Regions from separate parts of the Homo sapiens genome. Here region 2 is linked to region 1. Evidence: read pairs that join two places in POLR2A ChIA-PET (ENCODE). Cell type or tissue: K562. All regions are shown on one strand. Links, peaks and the distances in the headings refer to the core of each region. The heading gives the core; the rest is flanking DNA.

Evidence for each region. ChIA-PET counts read pairs that join two places held together with the same protein. Peaks named below come from ENCODE experiments on the same cell type or tissue, not always from the same donor. Only the 100,000 strongest peaks of a DNase experiment are listed, where the experiment ranks them.
Region 2: POLR2A ChIA-PET joins it to region 1 with 6 read pairs; 1 of 35 experiments calls an interaction of 5 or more read pairs at or near these places.

The regions. Positions count from the first base shown.
Region 1 is chr10:42,764,641-42,770,013 of GRCh38, reverse strand. LOC105378269 (a long non-coding RNA gene) reads right to left here. Exons shown (of 2, transcript NR_134498.1): 2 at 393-735. Among named protein-coding and RNA genes, the nearest start is that of BMS1, 15 kb to the left of the region's middle. RefSeq lists enhancers at 1-211, 212-712. In K562, for the core only: no CTCF peak of the experiment used is centred there; DNase peaks (open chromatin) are centred at 243 and 1,003; H3K4me3 peaks cover 574 bases; H3K27me3 peaks cover 613 bases.
Region 2 is chr10:43,382,231-43,387,603 of GRCh38, reverse strand. It overlaps HNRNPF (heterogeneous nuclear ribonucleoprotein F), which reads left to right. Exons shown (of 4, transcript NM_001098204.2): 4 at 1-1,986. The coding sequence ends at 967. Among named protein-coding and RNA genes, the nearest start is that of FXYD4, 13 kb to the right of the region's middle. RefSeq lists enhancers at 1-375, 376-877, 2,615-2,694, 2,745-2,824, 2,845-2,994. In K562, for the core only: no CTCF peak of the experiment used is centred there; a DNase peak (open chromatin) is centred at 2,676.

The DNA.
Region 1 (5,373 bases), core at 152-5,151:
AAAGTGAAAGTCAAAAGTGCAAGCAATGAAGAAAACAGTAAAACAGCGCCAACACTGCGCATGTTCAGTGGAAGGCAAGGCACGCCTTGCATTTGCAGTCACTAAGTCACACCACCTCCTCAAAAACCCTGGGGAGTTGGTGCTGACTTCCCAAGGCCACGGAGCCAGCAGTTGCAGAGCAGGATTTGTGCTTTCCTCAGCCAGGCTGTGCTGCCCTGCCACGCCCGCGCCAGGAGGCCACGCCCCCAGTGGAAGGCCATGCCCCCACGGCTTGCAAGGCTGGACTGCAGGCGGGTGAAGGACTCGGTGTCCTGTCTTGTAATTTGTCTCTTAAGTGTGACACAAACACACACACACACACCACGTTTGAAATTTGCTCCATGACACTCAAGTTCAGAAATCTCATGTAACTTTAATATTCAAAATCCATGTCAACCCCAATCATGTTTGTGGGGTTCTATGGGGTCTCGAATGAGGAATAGCTAGCTGGATTCCAGTCCACAATGGGCACCCTCACTGTTCGGCAGCATCCTGGGCCACAGTCCTCACGACTGGCTGGGCCAAAGAGACCCAGGACGCTGCAGGTTAAAGGCCAAGGCACTGGCCAGCCCTACGCCCACCAGCTGGACCCAGCCCAGTCCTTGTTCGTCCTCAGCTCCTCCTCCGCCTCAGGGAAGTCGCGTCCTGGTCAGGAGGACCTGCAACAGCCCACACTGTGTCCTTAGGGCGAGGGGGCTGTAAGAGTTAAAGAAAGGAAAGAAACATGAAAAGTGGCTCAACAGTCAAAGACAGGTTTATTTTGGAGAATAAACCTGAGGGGCTTCTAGCCTATTTCTGTCAGGAGCATTCTGTCTTACAGACTAGGAGTGTTTTAGGGTGAGAGAGCTTATCACAGATTTGAAGTGTTTCTGTGTGGGGGAGAAGTTTATGGCAGGGTTGGAATGTCTCCCGCGGGAGGGGATGTTATCTCAGGGCTGGCATGTCTCTGGTCGGAGAGGGGTTTATCTTAGGGTTGCAATGTTTCTGGTCAGAGATGTCATTTGTGGTTTATGGTCATGCTGACCGTAGCCATCAGGCTGATGACCTTTAGATTTAGGCAGTTTTTGATCAAGGGGAACTTTAAGATGGCGGTGCTTGTACAAGATGGAGATGCCCCTGCTCTGTCAGGGGCGAGGAGAGGCAACTCTGGGTGAGACCGCAGCAACAACAGCAGCAGAAAGGACCAACCTGCAGCTGGGCGCAGACCAGTCGGCAGGTCCTCCTGACCAGGACGCGACTTTCCTGAGGCGGGGAAGGAGCTGAGGACTAACAAGGACTGGGCCGGGTCCAGCTCGCGGGCGTAAGGCTGGCCAGTGCCTTGGCCTTGAACCTGCAGCGTCCTGTAATCCCAGCACTTTGGGAGGCGGAGGTGGGTGGATCATGAGGTCAAGAGATCGAGACCATCTTGGCCAACATGGCGAAACCACGTCTCTACTGAAAATACAAAAAATTAGCCAGGTACGGTGGCGGGCGCCTGTAGTCCCAGCTACTTGGGAGGCTGAGGCAGGAGAATCGCTTGAACCTGGGAGGCGGAGGTTGCAGTGAGCTGAGATCGCGCCACTGCACTCCAGCCTGGCGACAGAACAAGACTCCACCTAAAAAAAAAAAAAAAAAAAAAAAAAAAAAAAAAAAAAAAAAAAGTACCAACCTGCTTGTTTTTGGTGCATTGCTATAAATAACTCTTCCGTTAAATAAATGTACGGGCTAACGCTGCTGCTTTTGCTGTGAGGCTCTCATCTCAGCTTTGGAGGACGGAGACCAGTTGCTGGTAGCGTTCACTCACTCAAGCAGAGAGGGACTTCTGTGGTCCCCACAGCACGCGATTGGCCGGCAAAGGGCCTCGCAGAGGATGGACGCCCGCAGGCGGCCCTGCTGGGAGACGCCTGCCTGGGCAGCGCCTCTTCCCCACCGCCTGTCCTGGGCTGGCCCGCCTTCTTGGTTTAGGAAGCCAGATTCTCTGGTCCCGGCCGACTGTGCTTAGCCATTGTTTGTTGTTTTTTTCTTTTTTTTCCCTTTGAGATAGGATCTCGCTCTGCTGCCCAGGCTGGAGTGCAGTAATGAGATCTCGGCTCACTGCAGCTTCAAACTCCTGGGCTCAAGTGATTCTCCCACTTAAGCCTCCTGAGTAGTTTGGACCACAGGTGCGGTCCACCACCGCCCAGCTAATTTTCTTTTTTCTTAATAGTAGAGATGGGGTCTTGCTACATCGCCCAGGCTGGTCTTGAACTCCTGGGCTCCAGCAATCCTCCCTCCTCGGCCTCCCAAAGTGCTGGGATTACCGGCATGAGCCACCACCCGGCCTGCTTAGCCACTCTTAAGAGAGCGTTTGTTAGCGACAAATTCTCTTAGTTTTCCTTCATCTGAGAATGCCCATTTGTCCATTCTTGCAGGGCATTTTTGTTTGATGGGGTTTTTTTTCTTTCAATAAGGGGAAAAATGTGCCACTTCCTTCTGGCCTTCAGAGTTCCATATGAGAAATCTATTGTCACTTGTGATGTTTTCCCTTTATAGATGAGGTGTCATTTCTTTCTCACAGCTTTCAAGACTTTTTATTTGCCTTTAAGTTTACAGAAGTTCAACTATGATGTCCCTTGGAATGTCTTTGTGTTCATCCTGTTTGGTGGTCACTAAGCTAAGCTTCTTAAGTCTATAGCTTTGTCTTTTGCCAGAGTTGGTAAGTTTTTGGTCATGATTTCTTCAAATATGTTTCGAGGACCACCTCTTTGTACTCTCCTTCTGTGACTGCAATGGCAGGAATGTCAGGTATTCCATGTGGATCCCACAGGTCCTGAAGTTCGTTTTTACAGCCTGTTTTCTCTCCATTGTTCATATTGCTCTATCTTCGAGTTTACCAATTCTTTTCTTGTTACCTCCATTCTATTGTTGAGCTCATCAGCTGAGTATTTTAAGCAGTCAAATGCTTCATATTTTAGTCCAGTTTTAGATTTACAGACCAGTCCAGCATGTGGTACAGAATTCCATCTGCTCACCCCACTTCCCTGCCTGTTTCCTCTATTGTTAACGTCTTGGATTGTGGTGGTACATATGTTAAAATGAATGAACCATTATTGACACATTATAAATAACTATCGTCTATACTTCACATTAAGGTTCACTCTGTTGTACAATTCTCTGAGTTTTGACAAATGCATAAAGGTATCCGCCTTTACAATTTCATATAGAATAATCTTGCCACCCTAAAAATCCCCTGTACTTCACTCATCTATCCCCCTCCCCCAAAATTTCTGGCAACCCCTGATCTTTCTACCATCTCTATAGTTTTGCCTTTTCCAGAATGTTATATAGTTGGATCTGTACTATATATAACCTTTTCAGACTGGCTTCTTTCCCCTAGCAATATGCATTTGGATATCCTCTATGTCTTTTCATTGTTTGATAGCTCATTTCTCTTTTTTTTCTTTTTTTTTTTTTTGAGACCAGTTCTCATTCTGTCACCCAGTGGTGCAATCAAGGCTCCCTTGCAGCCTCAAACTCCCAGGCTCAAGCGACCGTCCTAGTTCAGCCCAAGTAGCTCTTCCCTTCTCTTCTCTTCTCTTCTCTTCTCTTCTCTTCTCTTCTCTTCTCTTCTCTTCTCTTCTCTTCTCTTCTCTTCTCTTCTCTTCTCTCTCTCTCTCTCTCTCTCTCTTTCTTTCTTTCTTTCTTTCTTTCTTTCTTTCTTCTTTTTTTTTTTGATGGAGTCTCACTATGTTGACCAGGCTGGACTGCAGTGGTGCGATCTGCAACCTCTGCCTCCTGGGTTCAAGCAATTCTTCTGCCTCAGCCTCCCAAGTAGCTGGGATGACAGGCATGCCCCACCATGCCTGGCTAATTTTTGTATTTTTAGTAGAGATGGGGTTTCACCATATTGGCCAGGCTGGTCTCGAACTCCTGACCTTGTGATCTGCCCACCTCAGTCTCCCAAAGTGCTGGGATTACAGGCGTGAGCTACCGCGCCCGGCCTCTTTTGGTATTTTTTAATCATGTTGCTCATTTTCTTATTGTTGAGTTTTAAAAGACTTGTATATTTTGGATACAAGTCCTTTATTAAATATGTATTTTGGAAATATTTTCCCCATCTCTTGCTCCCATCTTCATTCTCATAACAGTTTTTAACTTTAATAAAGTCCAACTTACCAATTTTTTTCTTTCATGCATTGTGCTTTTGGTTGTGTCTTATTTATTTATTTAGAGATGGAGTCTCACTCTGTCACACAGGCTAGAGTGCCATGGCACAATCTCAGCTCACTGCAACCTCTGCCTCCCAGGCTCAAGCAATGCTCCCCCATTAGCCTCCCAAGTAGCTGGCACCACAGATGCGTACCACCACACCTGCTAATTTTTTGTATTTTTGGTAGAGATGAGGTTTCACCATGTTGCCCAGGCTGGCCTCAAACTCCTGAGTTCTAGCTATCTGCCCGCCTCGGCTTCCCAAAGTGCTGGGATTACAGGTGTAAGCCACTGCACCTGCCCTTAGCTGTATCTGAAAACACATCACCAAACCCAAGGCCACCTGGATTTTCTCCTTTGATCTTCTAGATTTTTTTAAATTATTATTATACTTTAAGTTCTAGGGTACATGTGCACAATGTGCAGGTTTGTTACATATGTATACATGTGCCATGTTGGTTTGCTGCACCCATTAACTCGTCATTTACATTAGGCATCTCTGCTAATGCTATCTCTCCCCCATCCCCCCACCCCATGACAGGCCCCGGTGTGTGATGTTCCCCGTCCCTGGTGTCCAAGCGTTCTCATTGTTCAATTCCCACCTATGAGTGAGAACATGCGGTGTTTGGTTTTCTGTCCTTTGTGATTCTGCATTCTACATTTAGATCTTTGATCCATTTTGAGTTTTAATTTTTGAGAAGGGTGTAAAGTCTGAGCTTAGATTCTTTTTTTTTTTGTACATGGATGTTCAGTTTTTAAGCACCACTTGTTGAAGAGACTATATTCCTTCATTTAATTGCCTTTGCTTCTTTGTCAAAGCTCAGCTGACTATATTTGCCTAGGTCAATTTCTGGGCTCACTCTTTGGAACCACTGATCAATCTGCCTGTTCTTTCACTAATGCCATGTTATCTCAATTATTTAGCTGGATAGTAAGTCTTAAAGTTGGGTAGTGTCAGTCCTCTGAGTTGTCATTCTTCAGCATTTTGACTACTCTGAGTCTTTTGCCTCTTCATGTAAGCTTTAGAATAAATGTGTTGATATCCACAAAATAACCTGCTAGAATTTTGATTGGAATTGTGTTGAATCTATAGATCAAGAAGGGGAGTATTAACGTCTTAACAATACTGAGTCTTGCTATCCTTGCACATGAAATATCTATCGATTT
Region 2 (5,373 bases), core at 100-5,099, 620 kb before region 1:
TTGGGTGTTGAAGCACAGTGGTCCCAACAGTGCCGACAGCGCCAACGATGGCTTCGTGCGGCTTCGAGGACTCCCATTTGGATGCACAAAGGAAGAAATTGTTCAGTTCTTCTCAGGGTTGGAAATTGTGCCAAACGGGATCACATTGCCTGTGGACCCCGAAGGCAAGATTACAGGGGAAGCGTTCGTGCAGTTTGCCTCGCAGGAGTTAGCTGAGAAGGCTCTAGGGAAACACAAGGAGAGGATAGGGCACAGGTACATTGAGGTGTTTAAGAGCAGCCAGGAGGAAGTTAGGTCATACTCAGATCCCCCTCTGAAGTTCATGTCCGTGCAGCGGCCAGGGCCCTATGACCGGCCCGGGACTGCCAGGAGGTACATTGGCATCGTGAAGCAGGCAGGCCTGGAAAGGATGAGGCCTGGTGCCTACAGCACAGGCTACGGGGGCTACGAGGAGTACAGTGGCCTCAGTGATGGCTACGGCTTCACCACCGACCTGTTCGGGAGAGACCTCAGCTACTGTCTCTCCGGAATGTATGACCACAGATACGGCGACAGTGAGTTCACAGTGCAGAGCACCACAGGCCACTGTGTCCACATGAGGGGCCTGCCGTACAAAGCGACCGAGAACGACATTTACAACTTCTTCTCTCCTCTCAACCCTGTGAGAGTCCATATTGAGATTGGCCCAGATGGAAGAGTGACGGGTGAAGCAGATGTTGAGTTTGCTACTCATGAAGAAGCTGTGGCAGCTATGTCCAAAGACAGGGCCAATATGCAGCACAGATATATAGAACTCTTCTTGAATTCAACAACAGGGGCCAGCAATGGGGCGTATAGCAGCCAGGTGATGCAAGGCATGGGGGTGTCTGCTGCCCAGGCCACTTACAGTGGCCTGGAGAGCCAGTCAGTGAGTGGCTGTTACGGGGCCGGCTACAGTGGGCAGAACAGCATGGGTGGCTATGACTAGTTTTGTTAGGAACATTTGAGTTACTTCAATCATTTTCACAGGCAGCCAACAAGCAATTAAGAGCAGTTATAATAGAGGAAGCTGGGGGACCCATTTTGCACCATGAGTTTGTGAAAAATCTGGATTAAAAAATTACCTCTTCAGTGTTTTCTCATGCAAAATTTTCTTCTAGCATGTGATAATGAGTAAACTAAAACTATTTTCAGCTTTTCTCAATTAACATTTTGGTAGTATACTTCAGAGTGATGTTATCTAAGTTTAAGTAGTTTAAGTATGTTAAATGTGGATCTTTTACACCACATCACAGTGAACACACTGGGGAGACGTGCTTTTTTGGAAAACTCAAAGGTGCTAGCTCCCTGATTCAAAGAAATATTTCTCATGTTTGTTCATTCTAGTTTATATTTTCATTTAAAATCCTTTAGGTTAAGTTTAAGCTTTTTAAAAGTTAGTTTTGAGAATTGAGACACAATACTAATACTGTAGGAATTGGTGAGGCCTTGACTTAAAACTTTCTTTGTACTGTGATTTCCTTTTGGGTGTATTTTGCTAAGTGAAACTTGTTAAATTTTTTGTTAACTAAATTTTTTTCTTAAAATAAAGACTTTTTCACAATGACTGGCACAGATTACTCAGCAAAAGATAGCAAAACGGGTGGTTGAAGATAATTCATTTTAATCGTAATGTATTTTAGTGTGAATTTAAAAATTTCATACATCAAATCTATGATCTCCCTTATATTCTTATGATGAGGCTAAATAAAAGTCTAATAAAAATGTTAAATATGTGAATGGTGGAAATGGTGACTAGCAGCACACATTCTGGGAAGCATCAAATAGACACACGGCCCCAGCCACCTGCAACTTATGTGCACTGTTGTAAACCATTCAGAATTTTCCTGCTAGGCCCTTGATGCTGGAGTCACATCTGTTGATAGCTGGAGAACTTTAGTTTCAAGTACTACATTGTGAAAGCAATTATTTTGTTTCTAGTTTTTATAAAATGCTGATTTAAACTTTTTTTTTTGGTCACGCTCCTGATTTCTGTAGGGCGCATTTGTTAATTAGGTTATGACAGGATACACATTATCAAGCTTGAGACCCATTTTCAAATTGCTATCTACCTTGGCAACAGCAATGTTGAAATTCAGGCAGCTCTATATATAGCATACAGTATTACTATCATTTTAAACCTTATGCTAAATACAAACCATCAGGACTTTAAAATGTGGAGTTTATTTAAAACCATTCTGTGCAAAAATGCTATCTACCATTGGGAATTCTTCAACTTTATTTTCCCACTTCACTAGCTGTATAATGTAACCTATATGTTATGATTTTACCAATATTAAGGGTCTTCATTAGTATCTTAAAGAGTAAATAAATGCTCTTGGTAAAACCCCTGAGAGCTGCATTAAAAATTAGGTCTGTGAAGTCTTCAGCCTTTTCTAGCCTCATTGGGCTTCAGAGGCTCACCTTAGGTACAGCCCTTCGTTCCAGTGTTCTGCATGCTTATGTTCTGCATGCTTGGATGGCCTGATGTGAGGGCAGCAGCATCACCAGGAATGGCAGGGTACAGGGACGCAGAAAGAGGCACTCGGAAGACTGGCATGGGGGAAACCTAGGGAGAACTGTCCTTGCTGTAACCCTGATCTGGGATCTCTGCCCACCCATGGGCCTACCATGCTTCAAGTGTCAGCACTGCATGGGGAAGGAGAGGCCTGTAGGTGAGGGAGACCCACAGAAACAGGTGGAGTTTCCGCTGGAAATGGGGCTGGAATGCCATGAAGATGAGACCTCAGATTTCGTAGAGTGGTGGAGATTCAAAGAGTACCTTCACAACCCTGGAAGTCTATGCTAGATTTAGGATGCATGGGTGGAAAGGGCTCCAGGGGATGGGAAAGGGAATGTGTTAGATGACCTGACATCCCAAGGTAACAACATAACATGGACAGCAAAACATCCCCTTGCTCCAGGATTGTTAACTTTTGTTGGGGAGGGACAAGTCTCTCTCTGATGCCCAGGCTGGAGTCTAGTGGCATGATATTGGCTCACTGCAGTGTCAGCCTCCCGTGCTCAAGTTATCCTCCCACCTCAGCCTCTCAAGTAGCTGGGACTGGAGGCGCACACCGCTATGCCCGGCTGATTTCTGTATTTTTTGTAGAGATGGGGTCTCACTATGTTGCCCAGACTGGTCTTGAACTCCTCAGCTCAAGTGATCTGTATTCTTCAGCCTCCCAAAGTTCTAAGATTTCAGGCATGCACCATGGCACCCAGCCATGCCCATTTGTTGCTACACACAGCCGTGCCCATTTGTTAATACTGTCCATGGCTGCCCAGGTACTACAGCAGGCAGAGAGATGGGTAGTTGTATCAGAGACCACATGGCCCACAAAACCTAAAATATTTACTGACACTACAGGAAATGTTTTTCAACCTGTGGCCTTGGGCATGACTAGGGCATTCCCTGCAAGGTAAAAGTCAAGATACTGCATCTTGTTATGTTGTAGAACCCCAAATTCAGGCTTGCGTACCTGATGTGTAGCTGATGCCAAACACCAAGACAAAGGTGCTTGGAGATAAAGGTTTATTTGATTTGGCCAAGGTGAGAAATCTGCCTTAACAAAAAGAAGCAGCGTGGAGTTTTTTTGTTTGTTTTGTTTTTTTAGAGATGGGGGTCTCCCTATATCACCCAGGCTGGAGTGCAGTGACTTTGAGAGAGTCTCAAAGTGCTGGGGTTATAAGCGTGAGCCACCGCGCACAGCCTCAGCATGGAAGTTTTGACCTCCGTTTTCAACCTGGGCCAGTTCACCCCTCCTTAGGCAACGTGGTGGTCCTCCACTCCTGGGAGGTCATAGCGAGGCCGAACTTGCTGCAGATACCCAATCGACATAGTACACTACAGCCTCGGCCTTCCAAAGTGCTGGGATTATAGGCATAAGCCACCATGCCAGGCATGGGGAGTTTTTACACAGCTAGAGACTAAGGGAGGGGCAGTTTCAGAGAACCGAGGGGGGAAAAGTCTGTGTTTCTTTAGTCTCACATAGTGTCTTGAATAACCAGACTTCTGGGTGTCTGCAGCTGGTCGCAGTGTGTTTAAAGACATTCATTACTTCTGCAAAATTTTTTTATGGCCCTGAAGTTATCCCCTCCTTCACAAGGAACAGTATTTCAGCAGTTCATAATTTCATTATGGGAACAAGGAATACTGGGCAAAAAGCGAGTGGTTAATGTGTAAGCAAGTAAGGGCCTGATAAGAATTTTCATCCCTTGAGTCACTAAAAATGCCGGGTGTTGAAAGAGGCATAATTTTGGGTAGTAGTTTTTGGATTTTGGAGAAAGCTGCTTTGACCCTTGAAAATACCCTGAGGCCTGGCGCAGTGGCTCACACCTGTAATGCCAGCACTTTGGGAGGCTGAGGCAGGTGGACTGCTTGAGCTGAGGAGTTGTTTTTTTTTGTTTTTTTTTAAAGACGGAGTCTCACTCACCCAGGCTAGAGTGCGGTGGTGCGATCTCGGCTCATTGCAACCTCCACCTCCCCAGTTCAAGCGATTCTGCCTCAGCTTCCTGAGTAGCTGGGATTACAGGTGGGTGTCACCACGCCCAGATAATTTTTGTATTTTTAGTAGAGATGGGGTTTTACCATGTTGGCCAGGGTGGTCTTGAACTCTGGACCTCAGGTGATCCACCCACCTCGGCCTCCCAAAGTGCTGGGATTACAGGTGTGAGCCAGTGTGCCCGGCCAAGCTGAGGAGTTTGAGCAGCTTGGGCAACATGGCAAGACACTCGACTCTACAAAAAATACAAAAATTACTCGGGCATGGTGGCTCACACCTGTAGGCCAGCTACTTGGGAGGCTGAGGTGGGAGGATCGCTTGAGCCCAGGTGGCGGAGGTTGCAGTGAGCCAAGATTGCACCACTGCACCTCAGCCTGGATGACAGTGAGACCCTGTCTCAAAAAAAAAAAGGAAATACTACTCCTGCTAATTATCAGGTGACCAGAAGGATGCAAGGACTCCACCAGCTCCTCTGCCATCTGCTACAAATGACAGCATAGGCCCCATCAAAGAGGTACCTGTGTTCCTAAATGATTTCATGTGGCACCTCTGATAAGTCTCAGTAAACACTCAGGCCAAACCCTGAAACTCTGAGTGTTCTGAATCAAGGCCACGTTTTCTGCAGGAGAGGGCTAGTTACCTTTCTTTTCTTTTTCTTTCTTTTTTTTTTTTTGAGACGGAGTCTCGTTCTGTTGCCCAGGCTGGAGTGCAGTGGCGCGATCTCAGCTCACCGTAATCTCCGTCTCCCAGGTTCAAGCGATTCTTCTGTCTCCGCCTCCCAAGTAGCTGGGATTACAGGCACCCACCACCACACCTGGCTAATTTTCATATTTTTAGTAGAGACAGGGTT